Regions from separate parts of the Mus musculus genome. Here region 1 is linked to region 2. Evidence: chromatin loops called from intact Hi-C (ENCODE). Cell type or tissue: heart. All regions are shown on one strand. Links, peaks and the distances in the headings refer to the core of each region. The heading gives the core; the rest is flanking DNA.

The links. Peaks named below come from ENCODE experiments on the same cell type or tissue, not always from the same donor. Only the 100,000 strongest peaks of a DNase experiment are listed, where the experiment ranks them.
Region 1: it touches region 2 in a loop (2.9-fold over the local background); 4 of 42 quality-filtered maps call a loop at or near these places.

The regions. Positions count from the first base shown.
Region 1 is chr1:60,954,809-60,971,313 of GRCm38, reverse strand. It overlaps a transcript of Icos not described here. Among named protein-coding and RNA genes, the nearest start is that of Icos, 15 kb to the left of the region's middle. In heart, for the core only: CTCF peaks have their summits at 9,012 and 9,994 (motif pointing right); DNase peaks (open chromatin) are centred at 10,053 and 10,643; H3K27ac peaks cover 593 bases.
Region 2 is chr1:60,287,449-60,303,953 of GRCm38, reverse strand. It overlaps Nbeal1 (neurobeachin like 1), which reads right to left. Exons shown (of 55, transcript NM_173444.2): 43 at 13,930-14,039; 44 at 12,003-12,120; 45 at 10,990-11,087; 46 at 7,959-8,075. Among named protein-coding and RNA genes, the nearest start is that of Cyp20a1, 48 kb to the left of the region's middle. In heart, for the core only: no CTCF peak of the experiment used is centred there; no DNase peak of the experiment used is centred there.

The DNA.
Region 1 (16,505 bases), core at 8,327-12,326, 670 kb before region 2:
AGAGAATTTTCCGAAGCTTGCGTGACAGATAACCTGGGTTAGATAGTAATGAACAACAAAGAGACCCTGGCTCAAACAAGGTAGAATGTGTAGACTGAAATCCAAAATCTCACGTGCACACACACATGGGTACAAGCACATGCACATAGAAGGAGGAGCCCTAAAATCTACTAAACTTAAACACCCTCCACCCAAGGCACTTGTGTGGGCTAGAATTAGACATTAGGTTGAATTGCTTTAGACTTTTTAGACTATGCTGTGTGTGAATGGATGACACCTACTGGTATAAACTGAAAATGTGCTTTCTATTTTTAAAGAAAAAAAAATAGCTATTCATCTTTCAAGGCCACCAAAAGAAGCAAAAGAAAATCCACATCAGCAGAATCCAGCACAGAGACTCAAGCCAAAGACTGCATGGAATGGTTAAGAAGCCACTTAGTACATACTCAGGGGAAAAGGTAAGTGACATGCACTCCATATATTTAATCTTAATATTTAAAGTTTCTTATGAAATATATAAAGGTATAACCAGGAATATGGCTCAGTGGGTAAGAATATTTGCTGCACAAACATGAGCTTCTGAGTTCTCAATATCCACACAGAAAAAGCTAGGCAAAGCCAGCAAGACAGCCCAGTATTAAAGTGGCTTGCTGCCAATCCTGGTGACCTGAGAATGATCCCAGGACCCACATGGTAGGAGAGAATCTACTCCCATCAACTGTCCTATCACACACACACACACACACACACACACACACACACACACACACGAGAAAGAGAGAGAGAGAGAGAGAGAGAGAGAGAGAGAGAGAGAGAGAGAGAGAGGTGAGGGAGGAAGGGAGAGAAGATAAAGGGAACTTTTAAAAAAATCAAGCAAGATTGTTTGCTTAACTGTAACTCCATCACCATGAAGATTGGAGACAGGGGAATCTCTAAGGCTTGCTAGCTTAACTCCTAATTGAGAAATCCCACCTCAAGGAACAAGGTAGACTTAATAGAGAAAGATTGACATCATCCTCAGTGTGCACAGCACACAAGTACACATATGCTCACACATATATACATATGAACAACAGTAAAAGATTACATAGAAAGAAAATTGTGTAGGAATTATAGCAGAAAGAAAGGCTAGATACCAGAATCTTCATTTAATAATTAAAATATCATGTCAAAATATAATTAAAATGCTAGCATTTCCAAACATTGTATTTTCTTTGTGTTTTCCTAAACTTTAAAAATATTTCTACATCATGTATTATTCAGTGAGAATAAAATACATTGAATGTTGTGAGGGGTGTTGTTGTTGTTGTTGTTGTTGTAAGTTTTGTGCATCTTCACTGTGTATGCAGGAGCAGAGTGCCTCAAACACAGAGAGCAAAGGTGATCCGATGACTAACAATGAGCCTTTTTAAAAAATTTTTATTTATTTATTTATTTATTTATTTAATGTATATGAGTATATTGTAGCTTTCTTCAGACACACGAGAAGAAGGCATCAGATCCCATTACAGATGGTTTTGAGTCACCATGTTGTAGCTGGGAATTGACCTCAGGACCTCTGAAAGAGCAGCCAGTGCACTTAACCACGGAGCCATCTCTCTAGTCCAGCCATGGGCTTTAGAATATGCCCAGAAAAGGGTCCTCATTTGCTTGGCTGTTAGTTACCACTGCACCTAACTGTTTCCCATGTGAATCTGAGGCTTGTTTCTTCCCCATCCTCCACATTCAGCGTCCTTTCCTCTTAAACTCCCCCAAGCACTTGACTCCTTATGTAAGAGAGTCAGACCCCTACAGTCCTACTGTGAGTCTTAGCAGCACAAACAGCCTACTAATTCATAAGCAATTGTATGAGTAAAGATGTGGTTTAGTAGCTATAGGTCTGTATCTGGATACAGAAATGGGAAGATGGGCGGCTCGTCAGTTAACACGCTTGCCACACAAGCAAGAGAGCCGGAGTCCAGGCCATGGTAAAGTAGGTGTGGGGGCCCAGCTGTAATCCCAGCCTCAGAGAGCAGAGACAAAGGATCCCTGGGAAAACCTGGCTGCCAAGCCTTAGTCATACTATGAAGCTCTGGGTCTGAGAAGACATCGGAGGAGGTAAATAGATACCTGCTTGAGTCTCAAGTTATGGCAAGAAAAATCAGAGCTGGCTGAAAAGCTTAATGGAGAAGATGTTGTGAAACATCCCAGAATGCCTTAGTTAGAGGCAAATGGAAGAGCTGGTGGGAAGAGGAAAATCCATTTACATGGCATGGTGCGTGGTACACAACACCTCCGCACATGATATACTAAGGCAAATGGCACTTACACAGGCAGATATTATTATAATCTCCATCTCATTAACACGGGAGCCTGTCTCATAGAAGTCGCTTTACAGTAAGCTGGGATCATGTTTAAAACTCAGACAAACCTGCTTCTACCTTAGTTCTCCTTCATGTGCGGGGAAGCAAAGGCTCTGGGTTGCAAGAATTGGCCCTGAAAGTTTGCTTGCAGCCCCATCTCACAGAGGCTATGTTGCCTAAAGAATGCAATTATAAATAACCTTGGGCACAGCTAACCACTCCTTGCTCCTCTAATTACAGGTACAAAGAAGCATCCATACCTCCTTGGTTCTGGAGTTTGATAAACCATTTGGGTATATGAATATAAACAAAGTTTTCTGACAGGTGCAGCTATAAATCCATGAATATTAATGTCACTTTATTACCCAACTCCCCAGTTTAAATCTTCAGATAAGTTCAGGACAGGATTGCTGGGCTTGTGATCAAAACCAAGTCGGACTCCTCGGCTCAGGGCGTAATTGGTTTCCTCAAATGGCATGTTGAATCAGAATATCTTAAGGTACATGCATGAAGGGAGAGGAAGTACAAAAAGACTGCCAGAGTGACACTAAATTTCATTCTGAAAAGTGTTGAGAGAGAGAGAGAGAGAGAGAGAGAGAGAGAGAGAGAGAGAGAAGATGAATACTAGGCCTTGTGGGACCGTGAAAGGCAGACTGTTTTCTGGTTGAGCTAGGTTTAAACCCTGGTGACCCAGCAGATAACTCTGCAAGAGACAGAAGGCCTGTTTGCCATGCTCCCAGACACTAGGCTCCTGACACAAGGCCCCAGCTTCATAATTCTGTGGTCATTAGTCACATAGGGCAAAGCCCCAAGCTCCTGGTATTCTGTCTGGACTCCACCTCCACAGTTACCTAGCAACAGCCAGGTAGTCCTGACCCACTATAAAAGGGGCTGCTTGATCCCTCCTCCCTCTCTTACTACTGCATCTCTCCCTTGCCTCTTGCTCCTCCTCTCTCCCCATTCCCTCCCCACCTCGCTCCACGTGGTCATGGCCAGCCTCTATTTCTCTACTTGCTCCTTCTCTCTGCCTTTCTCTACCTCTACTCCATGACAATAAATGCCTTAAAATCATGGACTGCCTCTTCTCATCAGGATTCACTGTGCTGGAGCAATGGAGCAGGTCTTCCTCTAAGGAGCAGTGTGTCTAATCTCCTGCAGGAGGCCTCCCTGTGTTCCCAGCCATGACTTCCACCAAACCCAACTGCCTGCCTGAACAAGCCTAGGACTCTCCTCCCTGCAGGAACCGGCTGGAACTCTCTCCTCCTGCCCTTTACCCTTCAGTCCCAGGCTGGTTTCTGTTACCAGGCTCTGCAAAACCAGCTTAGCAAAAAAATGGACGTGTTGCCAGCCTCAAGATTGACAGGAGGACTGGAGGTAGGGGTTATCTGAAGAAGATCCCAGGCTCAGTATCCAACCCCTCTTCCTGCTCTTAATATTTCTGTGGGTTTCTCATGGCCATAAGGCTGCATCCATGAATAAAACTCCAGGCATGGCTGCATATGCCTGTAGCCCCAACATAACATATCAAAGACAGGCAGAGCCTGAGAGCTCAGTGGCCAGCAGACGAACCAAAAGAACAAGCTTCCTGTTCAACAAGAGGTCCTGTCTTAAGGTAGTAGGATGGAGTGTAGTAGTCACTTTATTATCTGTTCTGGTCCTACATGTGTGCATGCATGATACACAGAGAGAGAGAGCACACATACATATATACACATGCACATATACACATGCACATACATGCATGCATAAACACACATGCATGCCTCATACACAGAGGGAGCACACACACATGTACACACATATGTACATACACACATACATACATGTATGTACCATACACAAAGAGAATATACAACCATATACACGCATATGTGCATACACACATGTACCATACACACAGAGAAAGAGCATGTATCCCTATCACATATGTACATACACACATGTATGCACATACACACATACATACACCACACACATACATGAACAAATTAAATTAAATAATGCCAATGAATAAGTCTTTTGATTTGATAGTAATTCAAAAAGAATAACTAAATGAATCCTTATAAATCAGAAATATAGAATTAATATATGTTGTAAAACAAAAATATTAAGAACCAGGAAATGTTAAATAACAAACTAAAAGTGCTATCTTTATTTCAAAACTAATCTGGGTGAGATTCTTTTAGTATGACAAGAGAATCCATAGTACCAATATTGGAAAGGAAAGGAGCACATATACTAATGAGTCTTATTTTAATTTAAAAGAAAAAGCAACACCAAATATAAACCACTTAACTTAAAAATATGTTAGACATTGCCAATTTTCTAGAAAACATAAAATTTGTAGAGAAATGGAAAAATGGAACAGACTATCAACCTGTGAGGAAATCAGAAACAGAACTAAGAAAGTGACCAGCACAGAAGGATTGAAAACAGACAATGAACTTCAGGGGTCCTCAAAAGCCAGAGAATTTCCAGACTATTTAAAATGGTCTGGAGGCAAAATATGGCATTTTGAGGCTGACATAGTGTTAACAGGAAGGTGTATGCAAGATAAATCAGAGATAAGCCACAGACTATATATGTATATGCATGCATATGTGTTTAAGTACTCAATATATCTAATTTGGTGACTTATTAAAGAAAATTCACCTTATAAAATCAATTCAAATTGTCCAAATGTAAGCAGCTTCCTTCCTTCCTTTCTTTCTTTCTTTCTTTCTTTCTTTCTTTCTTTCTTTCTTTCTTTCTTTCTTTCTTTCTTTCTTTCCTTCTTTCTTTCCTTCTTTCTTAGTCTTTCTTTCTTCCTTTCTTTCTTTCTTATTATTTTTTTTAATGTATGTGGATGTTTTGCCTGCATATATGTGTTTTAAACACCACGAGGAAAAGCAATCAGGGAGAAAACAATTTATTTTAGCTCATACCTGAGATGAGTTCTTTACCTAAACAATGGCACAGAGGTCAAAGTTCAATACCCAAGTACTGGCCATCTGCACCCCAGAACTGATCCTGTGCCACAGTGCTCCATACCCAAATCCCTCCTGGAGAGAACTGGTCTCCCAGGAGTACTGAAACACAGGCTTGCAGGAAGGATAAGCCACAGTCAAAGACAGCAAGACCAGCTAACACCACAGATAACCAAATGGTGAGAGGCAAGTGCAAAAACATAAGCAACAGAAACCAAGGCTACTTGGCATCATTAGAACCCAGTTCTCCCACCACATTGAACCCTGGTTACCCCCAACACACCAGAAAAGCAAGACTCTGATTTAAAATCAAATCTCATGATGATGATAGTGGACTTTAAGAAGGACATAAATAACTCCCTTAAAGAAATACAGGAGAACACAGGTAAACAGAAAGAAGCCCTTAAAGTGGAAACACAAAAATCCCTTAAAGAATTACAGGAAAATACAACCAAACAGGTGAAGGAATTGAACAAAACCATTCAGGAGCTAAAAATGAAATGAGAAACAATAAAGAAATCACAAAGGGAGACAACCCTGGAGATAGAAAACCTAGGAAAGAGATTACAAGTCATAGATGCAAGCATCACCAACAGAATACAAGAGATAGAAGAGAGAATCTCAGATGCAGATACCATAGAAAACATTGACACAACAGTCAAAGAAAATGCAAAATACAAAAAGTTCCTAACCCAAAACATCCAGGAAATCCAGGACACAATGAGCAGACCAAACCTAAGGACAATAGGTATAGAAGAGAGTGACGATTTCTGACTTAAAGGGCCAGTAAATATCTTCAATGAAATTATAGAAGAAAATTTCCCTAACTTAAAGAAAGAGATGTCAATAAACATACAAGAGGCCTACAGAACTCCAAATAGATTGGACCAGAAAAGAAATTCTTCCTGTCACATAATACTCAAAACACCAAATGCACAAAACAAAGAAAGAATGTTAAAAGCGGTAAGGGAAAAAGGTCAAATAACATATAAATGCAGACCAATCAGAAATACACCAGACTTCTCACCAGAGACTATGAAAACCAGAAGATCCTGGACAGATGTTATACAGACCCTAAGAGAACAAAAAATGCCAGCCCAAGCTACTATACCCAGCAAAACTCTCAATTATCATAGATGGAGAAACTAAGATATTCTATGATAAATCCAATTTACACAAATCTAGCCCTTCAAAGGATAATAGATGGAAAATAGCAACACAAGGAGCGAAACTATACCCTAGAAAAAGCAAGAAAGTAATCTCCTTCCAACAAACCCAAAAGAAGCCACACAAACATAAAAAAATTAACATCAAAAATAACAGGAAGCAACAATCACTATTCCTTAATATCTCTTAACATCAATGGACTCAATTCCCCAATAAAAAGGCATAGACTAACAGACTGGATATGTAAACAAGACCCAGCATTTTACTGCTTACAGAAAATGCACCTCAGTGTCAAAGACAGACACTAACTCAGAGTAAAGGACTGGAAAACAATTTTCCAAGCAAATGGTTCCAAGAAACAAGCCGGAGTAGCCATTCTAATATTGAATAAAATCAACTTTCAACCAAAGGTTATCAAAAGGGATAAGGAAGGACACTTCATACTGGCCAAAGGAAAAATCTACCAAGAACTCTCAATTCTGAACATCTATGCTCCAAATGCAAGGGCATCCACATTCATAAAGGAAACTTTACTAAAGCTCAAAGCACACATTGCACCTCACACAATAATAGTGGGAGACTTCAACACACTGCTCTCATCAATGGACAGATCATGGAAATAGAAACTAAACAGAGACACAGTGAAACTAACAGAAGTTATGGACCAAATGGATTTAACAGATATCTATAGAACATTTCATCCTAAAACAAAAGAATATACCTTCTTCTCAGCACCTCATGGTACCTTCTCCAAAACTGACCATATAATTGGTCACAAATCAGGCCTCAACAGATAAAAGAAGATTGAAATAATCCCATGCATCCTATCAGATCACCATGGACTAAGGCTGGTCTTCAATAACAACAGAAAGCCCACATACACATGGAAGCTGAACAATGCTCTACTCAATGATAACTTGGTCAAGTAAGAAATAAAGAAAGAAATTAAAGACTTTTTAGAATTTAATGAAAATGAAGGTACAACATACCCAAACTTATGGGACACAGTGAAAGCAGTGCTAAGAGGAAACTCAGCCCTGAGTACCTCCAAAAAGAAACTGGAGAGAGCACACACTAGCAGCTTAGCAGCACACCTGCAAGCTTTAGAACAAAAAGAAGCAAATATACCCAAGAGGCATAAAATAATCAAACTCAGGGCTGAAATCAACCAAGTAGAAACAAAAAGAACTGTACAAAGAATCAACAAAACCAGAAGGTGGTTCTTTGAGAAAATCAACAAGATAGATAAACCCTTAGCCAGACTAACCAGAGGGCACAGTGACAGCATCCAAATTAACAAAATCAGAAATGAAAAGGGAGATATAACAACAGAAACTGAAAAAAAAATCAGATCCTACTACGAAAGCCTATACTCAATAAAACTAGAAAATCTGGTTGAAATGGACAATTTTCTAGACAGACACCAAATACCAAAGTTAAATCAGGATCAGATAAACCATCTAAATAGTCCCATAACCCCTAAAGAAATAGAAGCAGTCATCAAAAGTCTCCTATCTCAAAAAAGCCCAGGACCAGATGGGTTTAGTGCAGAATTCTATCAGACCTTCAAAGAAGTCCTAATACCTGATGTATTAATAATAATATATAGTGGATATACCCGAACAGAACACCAGGCCAAGGCGGTTCCACGTGAGAGAGGTTTATTGTAAGGGAGAGAAGAAAAGGAGTGGCAGGGCAAGTGGAAGGGGAAAGAAGAAAGAGAGAGAGTGGGGAGGGGGTGTTCTCCTCGTTTATATGGAAAGTGACGTAACACAAGTAACAGATGTAGCTAACAGATGTAAGTGAGCTGAATTATTTCCTAGACTCTGGGTGAATTCCAACTTTAACTACCAGCAGTATGTATTTACCTAGGTCTCACTCCCTGCCACTCTAAACACTTTGCATGCAGAGGACCCTTAAACCTCCGTAGAACCCAATGAGAGAGACGCCTCTAATTATTCCTGAAAAGTGCACTCACTGTAAAAAGGTTTAAAATTGTACAAGGTCCCCACTCAGCTTACAGGGCAAGACCGGAATGAAACAAGGAGAAAAATCTAAATCCTGGACTTAAATGTTTTAGAGTTTCTATCAATTCACAATCAACAGCTCCTGCCGCAGCGGCAGTGGTTGGCGCATGCTGATTAAAGTCCTCTCACCTGAAGGGTGTGGCGTAGTTATAGACAACACTGTTTGTCAGTACGCTTCTTCCATGTACTGTGCTAAACGCGAAACATTCGTTGTCTAATCCTCACAGCAGTTCCGTCTGCAGAAAAGAAACTGAGGCTCAGAAAATAACATGTAGGAAGGGCTTGAGTTCAAGAAAGCCTGCCCACACTCTTTTCCATTATACAGGCCTCTTGGGGAAAAAATGGCATGTTCTTAACCAGAGTTCGTTCAACTGGGTTTGCCCTGATTATGTAAAACCAGAAGTTTTGCTGTAATTGTGAATGTGATCTTTTAAAAATATTTTAACTTTTATCTTATGTGTATGAGTGTTTACCTACTTGTATGTATTTTGCACCACGAGTGCAGTACCCACAGAGGCCAGGAGGGGGGGTCCTCTGGAACTGGGTTGTGAGCTACTATATAGGGACTAGGAACAGAACCCAGGCCTTCTGCAAGAGCAGCGAATGCTCTTAATGGCTGAGCTGTCTCTCCATCCCTTGAATGTGATTCTTATTTCACCTAGTATCCGGGAGGTTTCCTAATAAAACACAACTTGATGTGAAAATATTAAACTGGATTCCTCTTGCAGACTGTTGCTTGGCGACTGAGTCTCAGCAATGATGCTATGTTGTTGCCTAATTTTAAAAGAACTGTGTTTAAATGAGGGGACCCTACTTGTCAGCATAGTTTCAACACATTATTTTTATGAACATTGATATTAACAATCCTGGTATGTCCATTTTAGGTAACAAAGGTAAAAAAAAAAAAAAAAGTAGTATCACACTAGCATGAAACACCAAATGTTTACGTTGCAGGTATAGCAGGTGTTCGTTCCTACAGGGTAACTCTCAGTTTTCCAGAATGTCTGATGGAGAAGATGGGGGTCTCTGACCTATTTGTAGTTAGTGTGACTAGTTCTTTTTACAAGCACTCATAGTATAGAAAGTGATATCAAAATGGAATACCCATTAAGGAATATGGGATCGCTTTGCATTCATCAAATAGTTATTCAGTAAGTTAATCAATTGCATGACAAAATCTTCTTTAAGAAAGTGCCTAACTGGGCTCCACTTCCTAGGGTCTTATAACCTAAATGGAAGCTCAACTGGAAAATTCCAATGATTTCTACAGCCAAAAATACAGAAAAATAACGCTTGTTTGTTCAGCTGGGTTGCTTTTAAAAAGTAGACATGTTTGAAATTTTTAAATTAGTTCTATGCAACAAAACATACTTGTTTAAAGTGGAGGTGATGTTATCTTATTGTGTATTTAAAAGAGAAAAGCATATTCCTAAGGGTTTCCTGCTATGAAATTTCAATTCCTTCCCATCTATGAGCCTTCGATAGTTACCAAATACGACCACAAGGGAGCACTGCTGAATCAGACTTGTGATCCTCAAACCCACAGCTGTACAAATGCTTGTGCTCCCTTCCTGGGGGAACAGAAGTGACTCCTCAGGCATTCGTGCAATGCATGTGAGGTGCAGTATGAGGAATGGATTTTTTTTTTTTTAGTTAGTCACAGCCCCCAGAAATGAATTTCTGTATTCTCATCGGAAGCCAGGTCTCCACTAGAAGATAGACAGATTGTCTGATGAAAGAAAGCAACACCTTAGCTAGGCAGTGGTGGCACACGCCTTTAATCCCAGCACTTGGGAGGCAGAGGCAGGTGGATTTCTGAGTTCGAGGCCAGCCTGGTCTACAGAGTGAGTTCCAGGTCAGCCAGGGCTATACAGAGAAACCCTGTCTCGAAACCCAGCCCCTCCCCGCAAAAGAAAGCTACAACTTACTACTTTCTTAAAATTTCTCTGTCAGCCTTGAAAGAGTCGATGACCTGCAAAGCTGCATGTTTTTTTTCTCTCTTCGCTCCAGGAGGAAGTGTAGGAGCGTCCACTCAGAGATTTGAGAAGGAAGCCAAGATATCTTTGGAGGATTGCAAAATCCTGGGGAGGCTAAGGAAGCTGGCTGAGAGTGATAACACGGTCTCCTCCCATCCTGTTCCCATGCTCTCCGACTGCTAGCAGGCTGTGCAGCCGCCCTGTCAGATCTGCGACAGATCGGCGATGTGGCGAGCAGGAGTTACTTGTAACTTTAAATAAAATATATCTCGCACACACAGGGAAGAAGCAGAACAAGATATCAATGGAGGAGATTAGCACATGACCCCAGCTCCCTCTAGGCTCTGCCATGACCAGATGCAGGGATTGGACAGCTAAGATGTCAGCACACCCTGTTACTGCAGATTTGGATTCTGAGAGTTCATTGGCAGGACCAGGTTTGGAATTGAGAGAGATTTGAAGGGAGGTTAGAGTCCTGGAACAGGACTTGTGTCCTTCAGGCTGGACTACAACATGGGGAACGGAAGCAGCCTCCCTACGGTGTCCACTTCCTAGCCACCACCTGCACTCACCTGTCACCACGGTTTTCTCTCAGAGTAATGCTTTAAAGTGAGTGTTTTACCATCCCAGACAGAATGGACTCCATAGCTGGGAGGGCTTATATATGCTTGACCCAGGGAGTGGCACTATTTGGAGATGTGGCCTTGTTGGAGTAGGTGTGTCACTGTGGGTATGGGCTTTAATACCCTAGTCCTAGCTGTCTGGAAGCCAGTCTTCTGCTAGCAGCCTTCGGATGAAGATGTAGAACTCTTAGCTCCTACTGCACCATGCCTCCCTGGATGCTGCCATGTTCTTGCCTTGATGATAATGGACTGAACCTCTGAGCCTGTAAGCCAGCCCCAGTTAAATGTTGTCCTTATAAGAGTTGCCTTGGTCGTGGTGTCTGTTCGCAGCAGTAAAACCCTAAGACGATAGCCAAGCATCCTAAGGCATGCATGTAATTCCAGCACTTAGGAAGCAGAGGCAGGGAGATCAGGATTTCTATGTCAGCCTGGCCTACGTAAGACCTTATTTTTTTAAAAAAAAAATCAAAATTTAAATGAATGCTTATAATAATGTTCTCAAAGCTTACCAGGCAGAAAATGACAGGGCAAGCTAGTGACTGTCAAAGCCTTTGCCCTTCACTTTGCCCTTGCTCCTATTGAGTCTTCAGTTCAGGTATCACACCCCTAATTCTATTTGCACTGCAGTCAGTGTCTTACCACATACTGTTGCTATTTTGAAGCTGCAGCAGCGGAACCAGAGGTAAGGAAATTCCTACAAGATAGCAGAGTCAGAAGTTGATGTGGTCTGATTCCCCACCAGAGCTCCATCTATGGCATCTTACAGCCCTCGCTAGACACGGGCTTCAGTTGTTATGAATCCTTGGACTGGAGGCCACAACTGCCAAAAGAGAAAGAAAGGGTTTGCTTTCCCTGCAGTGGTTGTAGGATTAGGTAACTCTTGATTAGAACCTGTTGCTTGCCGGGTTCATTGTTTTAGAGATTTATATATGTGATATCAACTGGTCCTCACAATTGTCTACAGAGAAATGCTTGACTTTATAATTAGGTGGGAAACTTGTGCCAGAAAGATGACGTCATCTGCCCAAAGACACACGATTAATAAATGTCAGAGTCGGGACTAAAAGGTAACATCTGTTTAACATCGTAGGGGATGTCTATGAAATGTTTTTGGATGAAAACATAAAATGTACAAATGTACATGAGACCTACCTATGTAAATAATGACATTCCTATATAGAAAAATAAGAAGGGACCTGGGTGCTGTGAGGAGCACATTGCCCCAGAACGTGGAAGATGAAGGAGGAGAGGCAGGAGCTTGAGGCTACCCTCAGCTACATAGCTTTTTTGAGACCACCTCTCACAAGATATTAATAATAAGAATTTAATAATAATAACATAATAGATAAGAGATGGAATATTTTAAAAGATGTGAAATTACATGTGTTAATTATTTTATTATAGAGAAAAATAGGAGTGAGTTGTAGCTCTTTATCGAGTGTTTGACGGGCATTCAGGATGCCTGCTTAGCTCTCTCCCTACACATAAATCAGCAGTGATACATGTCTGTAATCCCAGCACAGGGAGGCAGAAGGACCAAAAGTTCAAGTTCTCCTCGGCTACATAGCAAATTCAAAGCTAGCCTGGAATGCATAAGACCCTGACTCAAAGAGGTAGGGTGGTGGAGAGATGGACAGCAGTAAAGAGCACTGACTGATCTTCCAGATGGCCAAAGTTTAATTCCCAGCACTCACATGGCAACAACTGCTTTTAACTCCAGTTCCAGGGGCTCTGATGCACCCTACTGGCCTCCATGGACATTGCATCCACTTGGTGCACAGGCATGCATGAAAAACATCTATTCACATAAAATAAAAAATATTAATTTATTTTGAAAGAGTATTTGCTGCCATTGAAAAGGATCTAGGTTGCATTCCCAGTTATCTACATAATGGCATACAATATCCATAACTCCAGTTCCAAAAGATCTGGAGCTGTCTTCTGGTTTCCACCGACACTAGGTATGTATGCAGTGAACCTCAGTACATGAATGCAAAACACCCATACACGTTAAAGAAAAATAAATCTCTAAAGAAAAAGGGGAAATAGAGAGGAGACTAACATAATACTGCCCCCACACTGCATAGGAATAAGTCTAGTATATTAGTCAGGGCTCTTTAAAAAAAAAAACATAACCAATAAGAAGAGTAGACACATGGGTAGACTTGGTAGAAGGATCAATGGATGAATGGATGGATGGATGGATGGATGGATGGATGGATTGATAGAAATATAGATGATAGAAGACATATGATAGATAGATGTTGATAGAAAGATGGAAGATAGATAGTAGATAGATAAATAGATAGATAGATAGATAGATAGATAGATAGATAGATAGATAGATAGATTGATTGATTGATGGATAGATACTTATTATTAGGGCTTGGCTTATGCAAACAATGGAAGCTGGAAAGCGAGACAGTGTGACATCGGCATCTGAGGAGGATGAGGAAAGCCGATGGCTCCAACACAAAGCCACAGACTTGAGAACCATTAAGATAACTAATGATCTAAGTCCCGATCCCAGTCCAAGATCCAACAGCCAAGAACATACAAACGAGTCTGAGGGAAGGAGAAACCACCCTTCCTCCACCTCAGTTGATGCTCTACTGGTCACCCAAAAGACTAGATGTTGCTTGCCGCAGGAAGAGGCAGATCTTTACTCTTCCCACTCATCAGAACATTACTTTCCCCTGGAAACACCCTCACAGACATACGCTGAAATAGTTCACCAGGCAATCTCTTAGCTCACTCATATTGACACATAAAACCAACTGATGCTCTTGGGGACTCCTTTTAAATTGACAAAAATTATTGACCATATTTGACCTTCATACACCTTGACACACATGACCTTCATACCACCTACACCTTGCTAGTTGTTTCTTCCCCATTTTTGATGCTACTACAGGTCCACCTCCCTCCTTTCTCTTGATAGTCATACTTTGCTTGAGAAGAGTCAACTGTACCCAACCTAATTCATACTCAACTGTGAAAAAAAACATTAAAAAGTCCTTAATGGTCCAAATTTTTATTAATAAATATCATTTGAACCAGCATGAATAAACCTGAAGAGAAAGCACAGGCAGTTGCCATACACTCCATCCCTACGTGAGCACAACCCCTGCTTCCACCACCGTTCTGCGCTAGAGTGGGACATTTGTTATAATCCATGAAGCTACAGCCACACATCGCCATCACTCAAAGCTCGCTGTTTATCTGAGCCTCGTTCTTGGTGTTACAGTCTATACATTTGGGGAAAAAAACAATGATGTGCACCAGCTGCTCCTGTCTATCACACAGAAGTGTCCCTGCCCTAAAAGCACTCTCTGTTTCCCCTACTCACTTCTCCCTTTCCCGTCTCCGTGGAAACCACTCATTTTAAAAAACTGTCTCCATAGTTTTTTCCCCCTCTTTTGGAATGTCACAGCCATCATCATACAGATAAGTGGGTTTCTTTTTACTTTGTATTTATTTAATGCTTTTAATATCCCTCCATTTTTTTGTTTTGATGGCTTTATATCTCATTTCTTTTTTTTTCTTCTTTATATACATGGGCACATTTAAATGCATGTGAGAGTAGATGATTGCCTGTGTGTGAGTACACACAGGTAAGGCTGCATGTGCATATATGTACCTATGTATGTAGAGGCCCAAGATTGATATGGAAAAATTTCCTTCGTCAGTCTTCAACCACCTTCTTTGAGTCAGGGTCTCTCCATCAAACCTAGAGCCGGCAGATAGGAGAGTCTCCCCGACAGCTTGCTTAGGGGATCCCCAGTCTCTGCCTTTGAGGCTGGAGTTGCAGGCAGGCCACCACTCCCACCAGCGTTTACACAAGCTTGGGGAGTCTAAACTCTCGTGCTTGCATGGCGAGTGCTTTAACCACTGGGCCATCCATCCACTCTCTTTTTGGCCCTGTGTCTGGATCTACCATAGTTGTTATTGTCTGTCCTCCCATGAGAGGATATTTTTCTCTCTTGAGTTCTGTCTATTATGAATAAAGCTGCTATAAATATTGGTATGTGGATCTTTGTGGAGACATGAATTTTTGATTCATGAGGCTGTATATAATAAAGACTATGACTGTGTGGCTTACGTAATAAGACAATGTTGAGTTAACTCAATTCCAACAAGACAATAACCGTTTTAAAATGCTGCTGGCAATGACTGTCATTCCCTGTCGTTTCAAATCTTTGCCAGCACTAGGTGTTGAGGGTAATCTGTATTTTGAACATTGAATTCGACGTTGAACGGGCCGAGCATCCATTTTTAGGAGCAGTTCCTCAGTGGCATGATACTGAGCAGCTGCCCTGCCATTTGTGTTTCTCCTGTGTGAAATATTAGCTCAGGGGTTTTACCAAACTTTTATTTGGGTCGTATATTTTCTCATTGTTGAATTTTGAGGGCAGCGGCTGTTGTTATACTTTGGGCAACAGTCCTTTATCAGGTGCATTTTCTGCACATAATTCTGTAGTTTCTCTCCTCACTCTCCTTCCGAGATCTCTTGAACCACATCAAATCCAGACTCTTGTTTGCTCTCGGGCCTTTGCTATTGTAGCTGGACAGCCATCCCCACAATCAAGGTCGGCTCAGTTTTTCTCATACATCATCTTTGCCTGGCTTTATAGTTGTGTGTCTTCATCTCTCTTCTGCTTTGTTCATCTTTTTGTCTGTTGTTTTGCCAAAGCATGCTGTTTTGATTATCGTAAATATGTCTGAAGCACAAGAGCTGTCCGTCTTCCAACTTTGCTTTCTGAAATGTTGGGTTGGTTGTCTGGAGTTATATTTGTACCTAACAAGCTTTGAAATTGCCTCCCTTGGGGTCCTACTCAGGGCTTCCCACACAGAGAGTGACTCTCTGCACATGCCTATCTGTATCTGCCCTTACAAGTTTGATGCATATTCTATTACCTCACGCCTCTAGTGAATCTAAAGACTTATGCAATTCTTTGCACACTCTGCTAAGAATCAAATGACAGCTTCTAAGCTCTTAAAATGTTGCTTCCAAATCAGAAATTTTTTCTTTATGTGTTAAAGAAAAAATAATTATTAAACTAATGAGGAAATAACTGGTAAAATTTCAGTTAATGAAACAATTTAAAATGGAAAAAAACTGTATTAATGAGGGCTAACAGCAGGGGGCACTCTCCTATAGGGACAGGGTAGGTATTGATGGTAGTGATGGCTTTGTGAAAGCAGAGCCCCTTCTGTGCAGAACTATGTACATGAAATGGGATCTGAAAAGGACTCTGTAGCTCACTAGCATGCCAGTGTTGAGGGGAGTGGAACTGCATGACTCATGTGCATAGATACACATGCACGTGTCTATTTAAAATGCAAATAATGACAAGCAGTAAAAGCAAAGATTGAAACATATAGAGGTTTTTTTTTAAATTAA
Region 2 (16,505 bases), core at 6,904-10,903:
GAGTTATCAGCACCTAGAATTACTGTCTTCCAAAACTCAGATGCCCAAACACCAGTAGAAAAACCACACTGAATAACAGCCAGGACAATGTCACCACTAGAGCCCAGCAACATTATCACAGGAGGGCTGAGTACTGCAACATAGCTGAAGCACAAGAAAAGAAACAAAAGTAAACAAATTTAAAATAGTCTTTAAGTGTATGATAGAGGTCCTTAAAGAGGAAATAAATATATCCTTTAAAGAAACCTATAAAAACACAAACAAATACCAACTGACTGAATAAATCAATTCAAGACACAAAAGTACAAATAGAACCAATAAAGAAAACTCAAACTAAGGGAAACTAGGAATGAAAAATTTCAGGTACTCAAACAGGAACCTCAGAGGTAAACCTCACCAACAGAATATGAGAAATGGAAGAAAGAATCTCAGGAACTAAAGACACCAGGAAGAAATAGATACTTTGATCAAAGAAAATGTTAAATATAAAAAAAAAATCCTGACACAAAATACCCAGGAAGCCTGAGACACTATGAAAAGACCAAGGAATAAAGGATGGAGATGAAACCCTGATAAAAGTCACAGAAAATATTTTCAACAATATCATAGAAGAAAATTCCTCTGGCCTAAAGAATGAGATGTGTATCATGATACAAAAAAGCATCCAGAACTCTCAACAGACTGGACTTGAAAGACCTCTCAGTACAAATAAGCAATACACTAAACATGTAGAACAAAAAAGGAATATTAAAGAGCTGCAAGAAAAAAAGACCATGCCACACTTAAAGGCAAGCCTATTAAGAATCCCACCTGACTTCTCAATAGAGACTCTAAAAGCCAGAAGAACCTGGACCAATGTTCTACAGAAACCACAGATGCCAGCCCAGACACTAAACTCAGCAAAACTTTCAATTACAAAAGATGGAGAAAACAAGACACTCCACGATAAAACTAAGATTAAACAATACCTATCTACAAACCAGCCCTACAGAAGGCACCAGAAGGAAACCCCCAATCTAACGAGGTTGACCACACAGAAGAAAACACAGAGAATAAATAATCCCTGCGTTTGTTTATAACACACACACCATCACCACCAAAACAAAAACAAAATCATTGGTCACTGATGTCTCCTATCAACACCAATGATCTCAATTCTTTAATAAAAAGATACAGACGAACAGAACGGATGGGAGAACAGGATCCACTGTTGTATCCAAGAAATATACTGTAACATCAAGATATGCTCTGACTGAGAAAGGATGGAAAGGTATTCCAAGCAAATGGACTTAAAAAGCTGGTAAAACTACTTTAATATCTGACAAAACAGACTTCAAATCAAAACTAATCAGAAGAGATAGGAAAGGATGCTGCATGCTTATCAACGGAAAACTCCACCAACAGGACACTGCAATTCTTAACATCTATGCACCAAACACAACCATACCCCAGTTCTTTAAAAACAAACAAACAAACAAACAAACAAACAAACAATGTACTATTACCACAGGTTAAATCATCTATTTACTCTCATACATTGACTTCAATATTCCACTCTTACCAAGAGACAGGTTACTAGACAAAAACCTAAACAGGGAAATGCTGAAGCTACCTGGCACTATAAGTCAAAGGGATTTAAGAGTTATTTATGGAACATTTTACCAAGACACAAAAAAAATACACATTTTTCTCAGCAATGAATAGAATATTCCCCGAAGGGATTTCCAAAATTGATCACATATGTGAACATAGAGCAAGTGTCAATAGATAAAAGAAAATTGAAATAACACCCTGTATCCTATCTGACCACCATAGAGTAATGATGGATATCAACAACAGAAAACTTACAAATTCATGAAAACTGAACAAGTCATTAATGAATAAAAATGAGTAAAGACTGAAATTAAGAAAGAAATTTAGGGGCTTGGAGAGATTCCTCAGAAGTTAAGAGCACTGAGGTCCTGAGTTCAATTCCCAGCAATCACACGACGGCTCATAACCAACATATAATGAGATCTGGTTTTCTCTTCTTGCCTGTAGGCAAAAATGCAGGCAGAACATTGTATACATAATAAATACTTTTTTAAGGAAGAAAGACATATAAAATTTTTTTCAAATTGTAGATGACAAGAAATAAACTCAGGGCTGAAATCAATAATATAGAAATAAATAACAAAAAATACTAAGAATTGGTTCTTTGGGAGCTCGAGAGATTTCTCAGTGGTTAAGAGCACTGAATACTCTTCCAGAGGTCCTGAGTTCACTTCCCAGCGACCACATGGTGGCTCACAACCATCTGTAATGGGGATCTGATGCCCTCTTCTGGTGTGTCTGAAGACAACAAAGGTGTACACACATATATATAAAATAAATAAACCTTTAAAAAAAAAAAGAATTGGCTCTTTGAGAAAATCAGTAATATTGACAAACTCTTGTATCCAAATTAATAAAAAGGCAGAGAGAGAAAGAGAGAGAGAGAGAATATCCAAATTAACAAAATAAAAAATGAAAAGGGGGATGACAATAGATATTGAAGAAATCCAGAGAATCATAAGAACATATTTTAAAAACTTGTAATCACCAAACTGAAAAAAATCTAAAGGAAATGAACAATTTTCTTGATAGGTACCACTTACAAAAGTTAAATCAAGGTCAGATAAGCAATTTAAACAGAGCTATAAACCCTAGTGAAATAGATGCAGTCATTAAGTCTCCCAACAAATAAAAAAGCCTAGGCCCAAGTGGCTTTAGTGCAGAATTCTACCAGACTTTCAAAGAAGAGCTAATGTCAATAGTATTCAAATTATTCTACAAAATATAATCAGGAGGAGCTTTGCCCAATTTAGTTCATGAGGCCACTATAACCACATAAAAACACAACAAAGAGAGAGACCAGATTCCCTTATGTACACAGATATAAAAGTTATCAATAAAATATTTGCAAGCCAAATCCAAGAACACATAAAAAAATCATCTTCCACAATCAAGTGATTTGGGGATAAACATACATAAATTGATAAAGATAATATACCATATAAAGAGATTGAAAGACAAAATGCACATGTTTATTTCATTAGATGTAGAAAAGAACTTTGACAAAGTCCAGCATCCCCTTCATGATAAAAGTCCTGGAGAGATAATATAATAAACATAATGAAAGCAGTTCACTGCAAGTCCATAACTAACATAGACTTAAATGGAGAGAAAGTCAAAGCAATTCTACCAAAATCAGGCACAAGACAAAGTTGTCTACTCCTTCTGTTACTATTCAAAATACTACCCGATGTCTTAGATAGAGCAGTAAGACAACTAAAGGAGAACAAGGGGATAAAAACTAGAAATGAATAAATCAAAGCATCTTTATTTGTAGATGATATGACAGTATATATAAATGACACAATGAATTCCACAGGAAAATTCCTACACCTGATGAACACTTTTAGCAAAAAAAAAAAAAAAAACCTGGGTACAAATTTACTCAAAAAAAAAAAAAAAAAATCAGTAGCCCTGCTAAAATGACAAATGGACTAAGAAAGAAATCAGGGAAACAATACCTTTTACAATAGCCACAAACACTATAAAATACCTTGTGGTAAATCTAACAAGCAGTGAAAGAGTTGTATGAGAAAAAGACTGAGAAAAAATTTAAGACACCAAAGAAAGAAATTGATCTGCCATGCTCATGGATCAGTAAGATTAACATAGTAAAAATAGTCATCTTATCAAAGCCAATCTACAGATTTGATGTAAATCCTACCTAAATTCCAACACAATTCTGCATAGATTTTTGAAAGGATAATTTTCAGCTTCATATGGAAACACAAAAAAACCCTGGCTGGCTAAAATAATCCTGAATAATAAAAGAACTGCTGGAGGTATCACCATCCCGGATTTCAAGCTGTACCACAGAGCTATAGTAATAAAAACATCATTTATTGGCATAAAACAGACATAGTGATCAATGGAATAGAACTGAAAACCCAGACAACACACACCTATGGACACCTGATAAAGAAGCCAGAAATATACCTTGGTGGAAAAATAGCATCTTCAACAAATAATGTTGAGGGATGTTAAAGAAGCCTAGGGGTGGGGCCTAGCCACTCCTACCTCCAGGGGCTTATATTAACTAATCAGTGTCTGATTTAACTTAAGACCTACTGCAGGAGATAGAACCCATACCCAACACTGCTTGGGTGACCAAGAACCTGAGATTAGATGGCACAGAGACCTAGGGTAAAACAAAACACTACTGTTCTTTAAAAAAATAAATAAAATGCCTCCTAGTGTTTTACAAAACGTGTTATCAGTTCCTTGCTCAGCCACCAGAGAGGCTTCCTCCCGCCACAGTGAGATACTATGTAGTGTGAGGAGCCTTGGATCACTCGGCCCTAAATGCAACATCTCCATCAAATCCTACCCTTAGGCCTGAGAGAATCCTGTGCAAGATGAGGTGGAAAGACTGTAAGAGCTAGAGGAGATGGAGGACACCAAGAAAACAAGGCCCTCTAGTCAACGTGGTAAAGCACATAGGAACTCACAGACATTGAGGCAGTATTCCCAGGGCCTGCATGGGTCTGCACTGGGTTCTCTGCATATGCATCATGGCTCCCACCTAGTGTTTTTTATTAAGTCTGTGGGTGTATGAACGTGTGGATCTCTGTTTCTTGTGCCTTCTCTTTTCCTTCTATTTGTTTTGTTCAATTCTAATGTGCTAGTTTTTGTTGTATCTTATTATAGTTTACTATTATCCCTTAAAAGTCTGTTTATTTTCTAACAAGAGACAAAAACAGAGTGGGGCCAGGGGTAGCTGGGAGAAACTAGAAGTAGCAGAGCCCTCGGGGAACACAGTTCCAAGGGTTCACATAAAACTTTCCCTTCGTGGTGATAGTCACGCATTATAATTTTGCCTACATAAACAGTATAAGTTATGCTGAACCCCTGCATTTCTTCTGCAGTTTCAGTAGTTGGTAGGCAGGGGGATATGTGACCAGTCAATAATAATAGCCTTGGACACTGCTAATCAGGTTCCCTGGTAGACAAAAGTTGTTTTCCCATTTAATTATTGGCAGAATGAAGCATGTACTAGGGAACTTTCCCTAAGAGCAAATTCTAGACTTCCTCTCGATTTTTCCCCCATGTGCCTTTTCCCCTTTGTAGAGACTTCTTTCTAGTGCTCCACGGCAAAACAAAACAAAACAACAAAACCAAAACAACCTTAGCCCTGAGCCTGAGTCTAAACAAGTTCATTCTTGAAGACCCTTAATATCCAGAAACTAAACTATCATTTCCTTTTCTTCTTTCGTGTGTGTGTGTGTGTGTGTGTGTGTGTGTACATGCATGCATGTGGTAATGTGAATACCTGAGCACATACATTTGGAGGCTAGGGAATACTGGGTTTCTTCCACTGCTCTCTTCTTATTCATTTAACACAGAGATGGTCTCTTACTGTTTCACTGAGTCTATCAGCTGGTCAGTGACTCTTGTGAGCCCTCTGACTCTACTCCTCAACTATGGGGGCACAGTCATCATACACAGTCATCAGGTCGTCAAGCTTCTATAGCAATCACTTTTATCCAGTAAATAATTTTGCCAGCCCTCCTTGGTCATCAATCTTGAGCACTGTTTCTGTGTGCTCTAAGTTGCAGGTTAAATTCTTTTAGAAAAGGCCCAACATTGTAGTACTTTTAACACTGAAAATTTCAGTCAACATTTTAGGAAAGAGATTTGTATAGACAAAAATATATGAAAATATGCCCATACTGAAATAGAGTGCAATTTCACTGTTCACTGGAGGAAAGGCACGGTATTCTGACCTCAGGGACATTAGATGGCACAGAGTGTGCGAACTACAACCTGTGGGACAAATGTAGCTCACTGCCTCTTCTGTAGATGGTAAGTAAGCGAAAAATGATTCTAGATCTTATGTAACACTCTCAATCTTAGTTGAGTTTTTGACAAAATGACTCAGTCTAGTCCTTGATGTTGGCCAGCTTCTAATATACTGCACAAGAGACTACTTGTTTTATGCAAGTTTCTAAGTTACTACAAACTTAATAACTTTTTACCATTTTTGTATTTCCAAAGAATATTTATGTCAAAACTAAATTTAAAGGTATACATGCATTTCATAATACCATTTGGAATTATTCATAGTATTTTAATATGTGTACATACGAATTTTTAACTGAAATTTAAGGGTATGTAGCAAGAATTTTGTTTTTTTAAGAATACAACAATGTTAAGTGAATTTTTTTTTTTTAAGATCCTAGGTGTGGGATATAGGGCTGCTTCATATTGTCCACTATGCTTCAGGCAGCTAACTGTGATTTGTCTCACACTCTGGCAGGGGCATAATTTTGCCAGCTGAAGGTAGTTTACAGTTGGAATTCTGAGGGCTGTTAAGAGGGATATATAAATGCCAGAGCTTCAAGACAGGCAGCTGGCTGTAGCTCCTGCTGCTGCTGCTGGTTGGATGCTGCTGATTGCTGTTTGTCAAACAGAGGAAACTGGACTTGCCCCAAGGAACTCAATGCCCCAAATCAGCAGGAAATAGTCTAACTAGACTGACATCCCCTTTCCTCTCTATATTCTTCTTTCTCTCCTACTTAGTGTTGGGGGTTGGAAGGGTAGAATAAGGGTGGAGAAGGGTGGTAGGAAAAATAACCCAATAGAATAAGTAAAAGCCTGGTTACAAGGTTACTCTTTCAGTTATAGCGTTAACTACTATTTTTACCTGACTACTCCTTATAACACTATCAATTAATCTCATGCTTTGGAACATATTTTAAAGATAAGCAGATACAATTAATAGCTATTAAATTATCACCACTCTGCACAGCATTTCAACTGTTACAAAATATGGAGTCTCACTATATAATCCTTGCTGGCCTAGAATGCTCTATGTAGACAGGTTGGCCTTGAATTTAAAAGATCCACCTGCCTCTGCCTCCCAAGTGCAGGGATTAAAGGTACTCATACCATGACCTGCCCTAAGAAGTACTTTGAATTAAGTTATTTGTTCTTACTTGTTGAGAAAGCAAGCTAATAAAAAGAGTTCAGAATACCAGTTCGCAGCAAAGAAAAGCTTACAATGAAAGTGATTTTAAAATCCAAGACTGGAGCTGAAAAGATGGCTCAGTGGTTAAGAGCATCGACTGTTCTTCCAGAGGTCCTGAGTGCAATTCCCAGCAACCACATGGTGACTCACAACCATCTGTAATTGGATCTGATGCCCTTTTCTGGGTATGTCTGAAGACAGCTACATGTACTCATATAAATAAACATAAATAAATCTTTAAAAAAAGAAAATCCAGGACTGGGGCTGGAGAGTTGGCTTGGTGGTTAAAAGCTCTTGTAGAGGATGTAGGTTTGAAATCCAGTACCTGTCTCAGGCAGCTCATAACTACTTAAGTCTAGTTCCAGGAGTATATTGTGTCTAGTCTCCCCAGGCACCTGTATGTATGATGCACATAAACTCATTCAGGCACACACAAGTATACATAATTCAGTTTTAAAGATCATATTATAACATTTTCCTTCAGTAAAATTGAATAAACTGGAGTGGGGAGATGGTTTAGTTAGTAAACTGTGTTAAGATCCCCAGCACCTGTTTTTAAAAAAAGCGGAGAGGGGCAAGATACACCTGTAGCCCAGCGCTGGTGGTGGGAAGGTATATGGTAAGAGATGAAGATCCCTGGGACCCACTGGCCAGCCAGCTTAGCCAGAACAGCAAGGTTTTGGCTTAGTCAGACTCTGTCATTAAAAAGTAAGGTGGAAAGAGCAACAGAGAAAGATCCTGGAAACTGACCTTTGGCTTTTCACACACACCAAGTAAGTGCTAAAACTATAGGCGTGGATAAAGCACACACACATGTACAAATGAACATAACACACAAGTTAATTGAAATATATAAAATTGAAGAAAGGTCTCTGATATTACCAAGTTGGGTTATTACCTCTATAAAAAATGACTTCAGTTCAGTGAGGTGTTGAAAGAGGTTTAGGGTTGAAATTTCTGTTTTGGTTTGCTTTTGAATAGCTTCTTCTGCTGATAATCTTGGAGGGTGTGGTTCCTTCAAAATAATTTAAGAAAACATTTCAGAGTTAAATGAAAGCATGTCTGTATTCACTCATACACACACGGTGGACTGTGTTACAATAGAATGCATATTATGCACTGTTAACAACTCCAGGTCATGGCTTACTCTAGTCCCCCAGCAAACTTCCCATTCATCCTCTTCTACGGACATCTCAGTTCTACTTCTAAGTTTTTCTAATAGCACCCCTAAATTTCCAGCTCAGAATGATTGTTTTCATGCCCTTTCCCCAATTATTCAGAATTTTTTGGGTGTTTTTTTTTTAAGTAGTCATTCGTGATAAATCTTATTCATCTAGCCTATTAAGAATTCTCTTAAAAATAAGCATTTTATTTATCTTCTGTGTATATGTGGACATGCATATGTTACAGTGCATGTGTGGGGGTCAACAGACAACTTGCAGGAGTCAGTTCTCTTCCGTCTACCGTGCTGACGTGGGAGGCCATCAGGCTTGGCAGCAGGCAGGCACCTTTACCCACTGAGGCATTTCACTGGCCTAGCTATCGGTCTCCATAAGGGCAGCCATGAATTTTATTCACTTTTGGATTTTTAAGCACTCAGAAGTATATCAAACTTGGCAGATGTTTAATAAATATTTGGTAAAATTAATGAAACACTTAACATTCAAATTTTATAATACAGTATAATATTTAATTCGTGAAACAAGACATCAAAATTAAAAAGTAATTATAGATAATCAAATCAAGTTATAGACATGACTGTATAATTTACAAGTAATTATTTTTCTTATTTTTCATGTCCGAGACAAATAATTAAGTATATTAATGTTAATTAAATATACTGATAATATATTAAAAATTTACTATTCCATGGACACAATCAAAATGTGTAAGAGGTATCTTTCCAAAAGGGATTCTTGCCAGCCATGGTAACACATATCTGCAATCCTACTGCCTATTGCAGATGAGAGTTCTACCACTGAATCACTGATATTGACTATTCAAGTGCTCAGAAGGCTATGGCAGCAAGAGTCTGAATTAGAAGCCAGGTACAGAAAGTTCCAAGGCAGTGTGAGTTACATAGTAAGACTGTCTCAGGAAAAAAAATGAAACAAAATCAGGGTGGTGGACTTTGGTTCTTTTGTCCTTGTTAAAAAATACTAGATTGTGGGCAATAGAGGTAACACTTAAATGTGTAGCTTTAGAAAAAAAAAAAAAACTTAAGAAAAAAAATCCTGCCGGGTGGTGGTGACACACACCTTTAATCCCAGCACTCGGGAGGCAGAGGCAGACAGATTTTTGAGTTCGTGGCCAGCCTGGTCTACAGAGTGAGTTCCAGGACAGCCAGGGCTATACAGAGAAACCCTGTCTCGAAAAACCAAAAAACCAAAACAAAAAAATCCTATTTTAAATTACAGGCTGATAGTCTTCACCCTGTCTGATTTTCCTCTTTGGTGTCTGTGGTGATGAGGACACTGGGACTGAACTGGACTTGGCACATGCTAAAGTAAACATTCCTGGGCTAGGCCACAACCTCAGTCCCACTGTAATTTTTTTTAAACCTAAATAAGAATTAGTACTGGGGAAGTAGCTCGGATAATAAAGTTCTTGCCTTGAAGCAAACATGAGGACCTGAGTTCAATTCATAGAACCCTTGTTTTTAAAAATGTCACAGGAGGTGGCTAGCCAGTCTAGCCTACTTGATAAATTCTAAGCCAGTAAAAGACTTTACTCCATCAAACACTTGCCAGTGCCAGGGAAATGATACCCAAGGTTGAACTCTGACCTCTACAAGCATAAGCAACTGTCCTGCCCACAAATAAATCAGCAGGGTTCTTGTGAAACTATGAGACTGGCTCTATACCTACTGCACTAATGAGGCACCTGGGTTTTCATGTAAAAAAAAAAAAATGTATAGCTGAAGCCAGGCAGTGGTGGCATACACCTTTAATCCCAGCACTAGGGAGGCAGAGGCAGGGGGATCTTGGAGTTCAAGGCCAGCCTGGTCTACAAAATAAGTTCCAGGACAGGCAGGACTACACAGAGAAACCCTGTCTCAAAAATCCAACACCCCTCTCCCAAAGAGTAGAGCTGGTATAAAACTAAAGGCTCTAATTCTGAACCTGGTATGTGTTAGGCAAGAGCTCTACCACTGTGCTTATTCCCTCAGCCCTTTTTAAATTTTGAGACAGGGTTTCACTAAGTTGGCCAGGCTGCCTTTGAACTCACTCTGTAACCTAGGCAAGTACTGAACTCACAAAGCCTTGCATTAGCTTCCTGAATGGACAGATTTACAGGCTTACACCTCTAGGCCCAGCTTATTCTGTATTTTTGCCTCTCTTTTCCTTTTAATATTTGAAACAATATTTCACTATGCAGCCCAGAAGCTTCAGCGTCCTTATGTAGCTCATCTTGAACTCTCCTGCTGAAGCTCCCAAGTGCTGGGATTACAGGCACGAGCTACCACACGGTTGACCGGAATAGGGACGGAACAATGAGCTCACAAATAACACCACTCATGTAAAAAACCACTATCAATTACATATGCTAGGACTTGACTCTACTATTCTTCAAACCTCAGAATACTTCGAAACAGCATTCTGTAGGCCAGTGGTTCACAACCTGTGGGTTGCAACCCTTTTGGCAAACTCTATCTCAATATAAGGTTTGAGCACCACTTTCCTACAGATTTTTTTTTTTTATTTTTTCATTTCCCCTCCTGTTGAGATTGACATCTTTATTACCTAAACAAATCCTGAAGATCAAAAAAATTTGAATTATAGCAGTATCAAAATTACAGTAATGAAACAGCAACAAAAATAATTTTATGGTTGGTGGTCACCACAACATGAGGAAATGTAATAAAGGGTCCTCTCATTAGGAAGATTGAGAATTGTTGCTAAAAGGTGTCAATAACTTATATTATTTACCTTTAACAGCTGACAAGGTGTTTGCCCAAAATTATTAATCATCCCTTCTAAGGCTTTTCTTTCCTTTTCATCTGTTAAGGCATCAAGATCTACAGCACCTAAAACAAGAAATCATCAACTCACTATTGAGAAAGAACAAACCTGCATGACACTGATTAATACATCAAGGAATGATTAACACATTTTAAACAAAATATGAGTCTTCAACTATGTCACCAGAAAGTAATTTTCTGAAAACATTAAATATTTGCATTTGTGTGTATGTGTTTGTGTTTGTATGCATGTATATATGTGGGTACACATGAGAGATCCTGTCTAAAATAATAAGGGGAGGAAGCACTGGGGAAGATAAGGCTAATGTACACCATCAGCTTCCTTGTATACCCACACATATATTACGCACATATACACACAACAAAGACTTAAAAAGAGACATTTTTTTCTGCCCAAAGCTCTCAAAAATCAGTTTTGATACTGAGCTAATGTTAATAAGTCTAAATGTTTTCTTTCAAAGTTTACTAAAAATAAAGTAAAATTTGTAATATTTAATGAAGACTTGATGCCTGGTGGTGGTGACATATGCTTTTAATTCCACACCTGGGAGGCAAAGGTAAATAGATCTCTATGGAATCGAGGCCAGCTTGGTCTACAGAGTGAGTTCCAGGACATCCAGGGCTATGCAGAGAGAATCTGTCTTAATAAAACAGAAAATTTGATATCCCATACAAGAAACCATAAGCATAAAACAATTGTCATTTATAATTTGATTTCCATATATATGTGTATACACACACACACACATATAGATATGTGTGTGTGTATGTATGTATGTGTACACACACAGGCATGCATACATACATAATCTTAAAATCATAAACTTCTACTACAAAATTGAAATAATGGCAGTTTTGTGACCTCCAACTGAAAAGATATATTTTTCCCATGTTAAATAATTAAGGTCAAATACTAATGCTGTTTAAGTATTGTGAGAGAGGAGGTATTCCGGCTGGTACCTTCATAACTACAGTAATAGAAGACATTGAGTGCCTCCACCGCAGCTGGCCCTCTCTGTTTGTAGCCAAAGATCAGATCTATCCATTCATGAAGATGAGCAGAAACATATTCAGACTCCTAGAAAGAGAACAAAGTTAATACTTAACGGAAATATCTTCCAACTATAATCTAAATTCATCCTTTTTAAAAGGGCATGGAGCCAGAGAGATGACTCAGTAATTAAGAACACTGGCTTTCCTTCTAATGAAAGCATGTTCGATGTCCAGCACCCACTTGAAGGCTGACGGCCACCTGAACCTCCAGTTCCAGGATATCTGACCCCTCTTTCTGGTTTCCTTGGGCACTGCACACACGTGGTGTATAGACATATATGCAGGCAAAAACACTTGTACACATTTTTGTAAAAGGAGAGTGCTGCTTGGTGAATGAAGTGCTTTAAGACAGTTGTTAAACTCTCTCTACTTCTTCAATTCCAGTTGGAAATTTACCTAGACACTAGTAAAACCTTTAAGGGGATTAGGCTGGTTTTATTAGGAACTTGGTTAATCTTTTGGAAAAGTTGAAAAATGTACTCATGCTCAAGTGATTTGAAACAAAAATGTAAACTGCAAAATTAAATTATACCAGCTGGGTAAGCAGAATAACAACCCATATAGCATACATGCAGAGAACTAGAATTTCCCTTATGCAAAATGCTTAAGGCTAAGCCGGGCATGGTGAGGCATGTCTTTAATCCCAGCACTCAGGAGGCAGAGGCAGGCGGATTTGTAGACCAGGCCAGCCTGGTCTACAAAGTGAGTTCCAGGGCAGCTACACAGAGAAACCCTGTCTCAAAACACCAAAAAAAAAAAAAAAGCTTAGGGCTACAAGTATTTGAGATTTTGCTAGTTGCTATTTGTTTTGTTTCAATGTTCACACCATGTTGTAAAGGCTAAAGTCATACATTTAGGCTTCAGCCACCAAAGAAACTTAATTGCCACTTGCCACAAGTAGGACTGCGGAGTTTCCCAGATTTTTAAATATTTGTAGAGGATCATCCCTAACCCAAAAACCAGAAATTCCAAAATGTCCCCAAATCTACTAGGCAAAGAAAACAACACAAAAAAGCTATTAACATCCTCCAAAATCTAGGAGAGTTAATGAGAGAGGTGGAACGTATCTTTGTGGTAGTTTCTTCTTAGTAGTTGTCTAAAACTTTTCAATTCAAGAAAAAAAAAATGTAAAACTTGATTAAATAGGAAATTTGATTTCCTATATACCACATATCAAAAACTTATGACACTTATCATTGGTACTTATGATAGATTTGCATATATACCATTATAAACTATTAAAAAAAGGAAAAGTTTTGTTACATATTCATGAATGGTATCATAATATTTATATCCTAAAATTAAATTATCACATCATACTTTCTAGAACAGTAATATACAACAGGTAACAAACTAATCTAGAAAAAAGTATACTTTAACTTATCTTTGAAAAACAAATCTGTATTTTATAAGACATGTGTACTGGCTAGTTTTGTGTCAACTTGACACAGCTGGAGTTATCACAGAGAAAGGAGCTTCAGTTGAGGAAATGCCTCCATGAGATCCAGCTGTAAGGCATTTTCTCAATTAGTGATCAAGAGGAAAGGCCCCTTGTGGGTGGGACCATCTCTGGGCTGGTAGTCTTGGTTCTATAAGAGAGAAGGCTGAGCAAGCCAGGGGAAGCAAGCCAGTAAAGAACATCCCTCCATGGCCTCTGTATCAGCTCCTGCTTCCTGACCTGTTTGAGTTCCAGTCCTGACTTCCTTGGTGATGAACAGCAGTATGGAAATGAAAGCCGAATAAACCCTTTCCTCCCCAACTTTCTTCTTGGTCATGATGTTTGTGCAGGAATAGAAACCCTGACTAAGACAACGTGATTCACCAGAAATCTTACCAGAGCTTTTCTGTGTTTATAAATGAAATCTTCAGCTGACTTAGCCCATCTTGGAAGAATAACATCGTTAACCAGTTCTTTGGAAACTTGTAAGTGACCCAAATTAAATTCTAAGACACATAAAAAAAAAATCAGAACATTTCTATTTAAAAGATGATGTAAAACAAATATAAAAGAGAACATAGAACTAGAAAAAATTAACTCATCTGTCTATTGCAATATACTTTAATTAAATACATAAAACATTTTTGAACTTGTTTTTAGAAGGTATATCAGAGTAAGAATTATTTTTCCTTAGAAAAGCCGGGATGGGAAACTTGGGAGATGCTCAGTGGGTAAATTTTAGCTATTCAATCATAAATATCTGAATTTTCATCTTCATCACCCATGTAAAACTAGGTACAGTGGCTCATGCCAGTAACCACAGAGCTAAGGGTGGAGCCAGAAGAATCCTAGAGACTTGCTGGGTACCCAGTTGTTTCAAAAAGTAACGTGGAGTGGGATTAAAGATAGTTACTTCTGGCCTCTACATATAAATGCATGGTTCTATTTGCACATGCACACAAAAAAAACACACACAAAACATTCCTCCACACGTAAGTGCATATGAACACACACACACACACACACACACACACACGCATGCAAATGAAAAAGAAAAAAGAACAGTGAAGGCACAACAACCCACTCTAATTGGATCAAAATAAAATATTATCTATCCTTACACTAAAATTGAATAACGGTCATTTTAATAGTTAATTTATAAAATACCATTCATTAGAATTTTATGGTGTAACTTATACCCTGAACTCACTCACTCAGAGTTTTGCTTTATGGAAGAATAACATACTATATTTCACAAAACACTTGCTATTACAGCTGGAATATGACATGTGACAGAACTTTCTCATGTATGAGGTTTTCTTGTTCGTACACTATGTGTCTTAAAATATTTTTAAAACAAAAAGTCTTGAAGTAATAGTGTGCTACCTTGAAATATCACATTTCCTAAGTCTAGGTAAGGTTTAAAAGTCCAAGTGACAGGGAGCACAGGGTGCCAGGCTTTCTGGTGAGTGACCCCTGTGTGGCAGCTAACGTTCTTTGTCCACTTGGAAGTTGTCGCCCTTAGAATTTACTGCAGAACCTACGGTTCATCTGCACATTCATTTCTGCCCTGAACGTCATATCTATTCCATGTGATTAGCTAAGTGGTTGGTATAGGACAGTTCTAGAGAATGAAGCTATAAGGGTTATACTTAAGAAAGGACATTAATAGAACTATATCTGCATCTTGGCAAGATGCTGTAGTTTCAAGCTACTTCAATTATTTGTAACAAAGAGAAGAGTTAGCCATAAAACAAAGCCAAAATACTTGGAGTAACAGAGTGGACATACAGAAAGAAATTGGCCATGATACTACTATACAACCTGAAACAAAAATCTCTCAACTTGAATTAAAAAAAAAAAACCTAAAATCTTATTGTGCAGTTTTGTGTTGATTTTATTGCTATTTATTCTATTAGATGATACATTTGTCTTCTCCCGCCCAAGTTCCTATATATCAATCAATTAGATAATTATAGTTATACATAGGGACATGAAGTCACAGGGCTGAAGGCAGCAAGCAGCTCCAATGAATATAATGCATTGCGGAGCAAAGAGTATCTTAAGTTTTCCATTCAAGTTCAGCCCAATCACTTCTCCTCTCCCTGATACACACTGGCTTTAGTAAATTACAGTCTAATAGCTGACTAACAATCTACATCAAACATAAAACAAAATCTTGCATATTTAGTTGTGCTTTAAAAACAAATGTAAGGCTAGGGAAGCAGTTTGGTTATGTAGTGTCTGCAAACTGTGTGCAAGTCTCTGAGCTCAATCTCTAGCATCACACGGGGGGAAAAAAAGGTAAGAAAAGGCAAAATAACTACAGAAAAAATACTTGGATATTTCTAAGCTGTAACTGTCAATCATGCATCTCTACTCCAAAAACCTAATTTTTTTCAAAAGCTGGAATGACTAAGCACCTTTTTAAACGTGCACCTTTTGTACATTCCAAATAAAGAGTCAGTAGAAGCCTTCTTTAAAAGGTAAAAGAACATTTTTATCTTTGTGAGTTATATGATCTCTTGTAACTACTCAAGTTGATCATTAATTTCTAAAAGCAATTATAGATAGGAAACACATAAGTAAGCTGGTCAATATATTGTGATGATTCTCTGAAAACCTAAGTTTGCTTGCTCCTGGATTGGCTCACTGACCTCAGTCCAATTCCTCCAAAGACTTGTAATGGTGGGCAGTGTACAGCACAGCTTTAGATGTCTACTAAAGACTGTGCTCATAGCTACGTTCTCTCATGTGTCCAAATCCCACTCATGTCTTACTTTTCTGTATCACCTCTCGAAGTAAGACAGCTCTGTATGTCACTTCTCTAGTCTAAGTTAAATTCTGTCACTGAGTAATCTACACACAAAACCAACCTTAAATAAATTATGCAATATTACAGAAAATGTCCTCAAAACTGTTTTTCAGTATTTTTCATTGGAACCTGTTGAATGAAAATTTATATCCCCTAT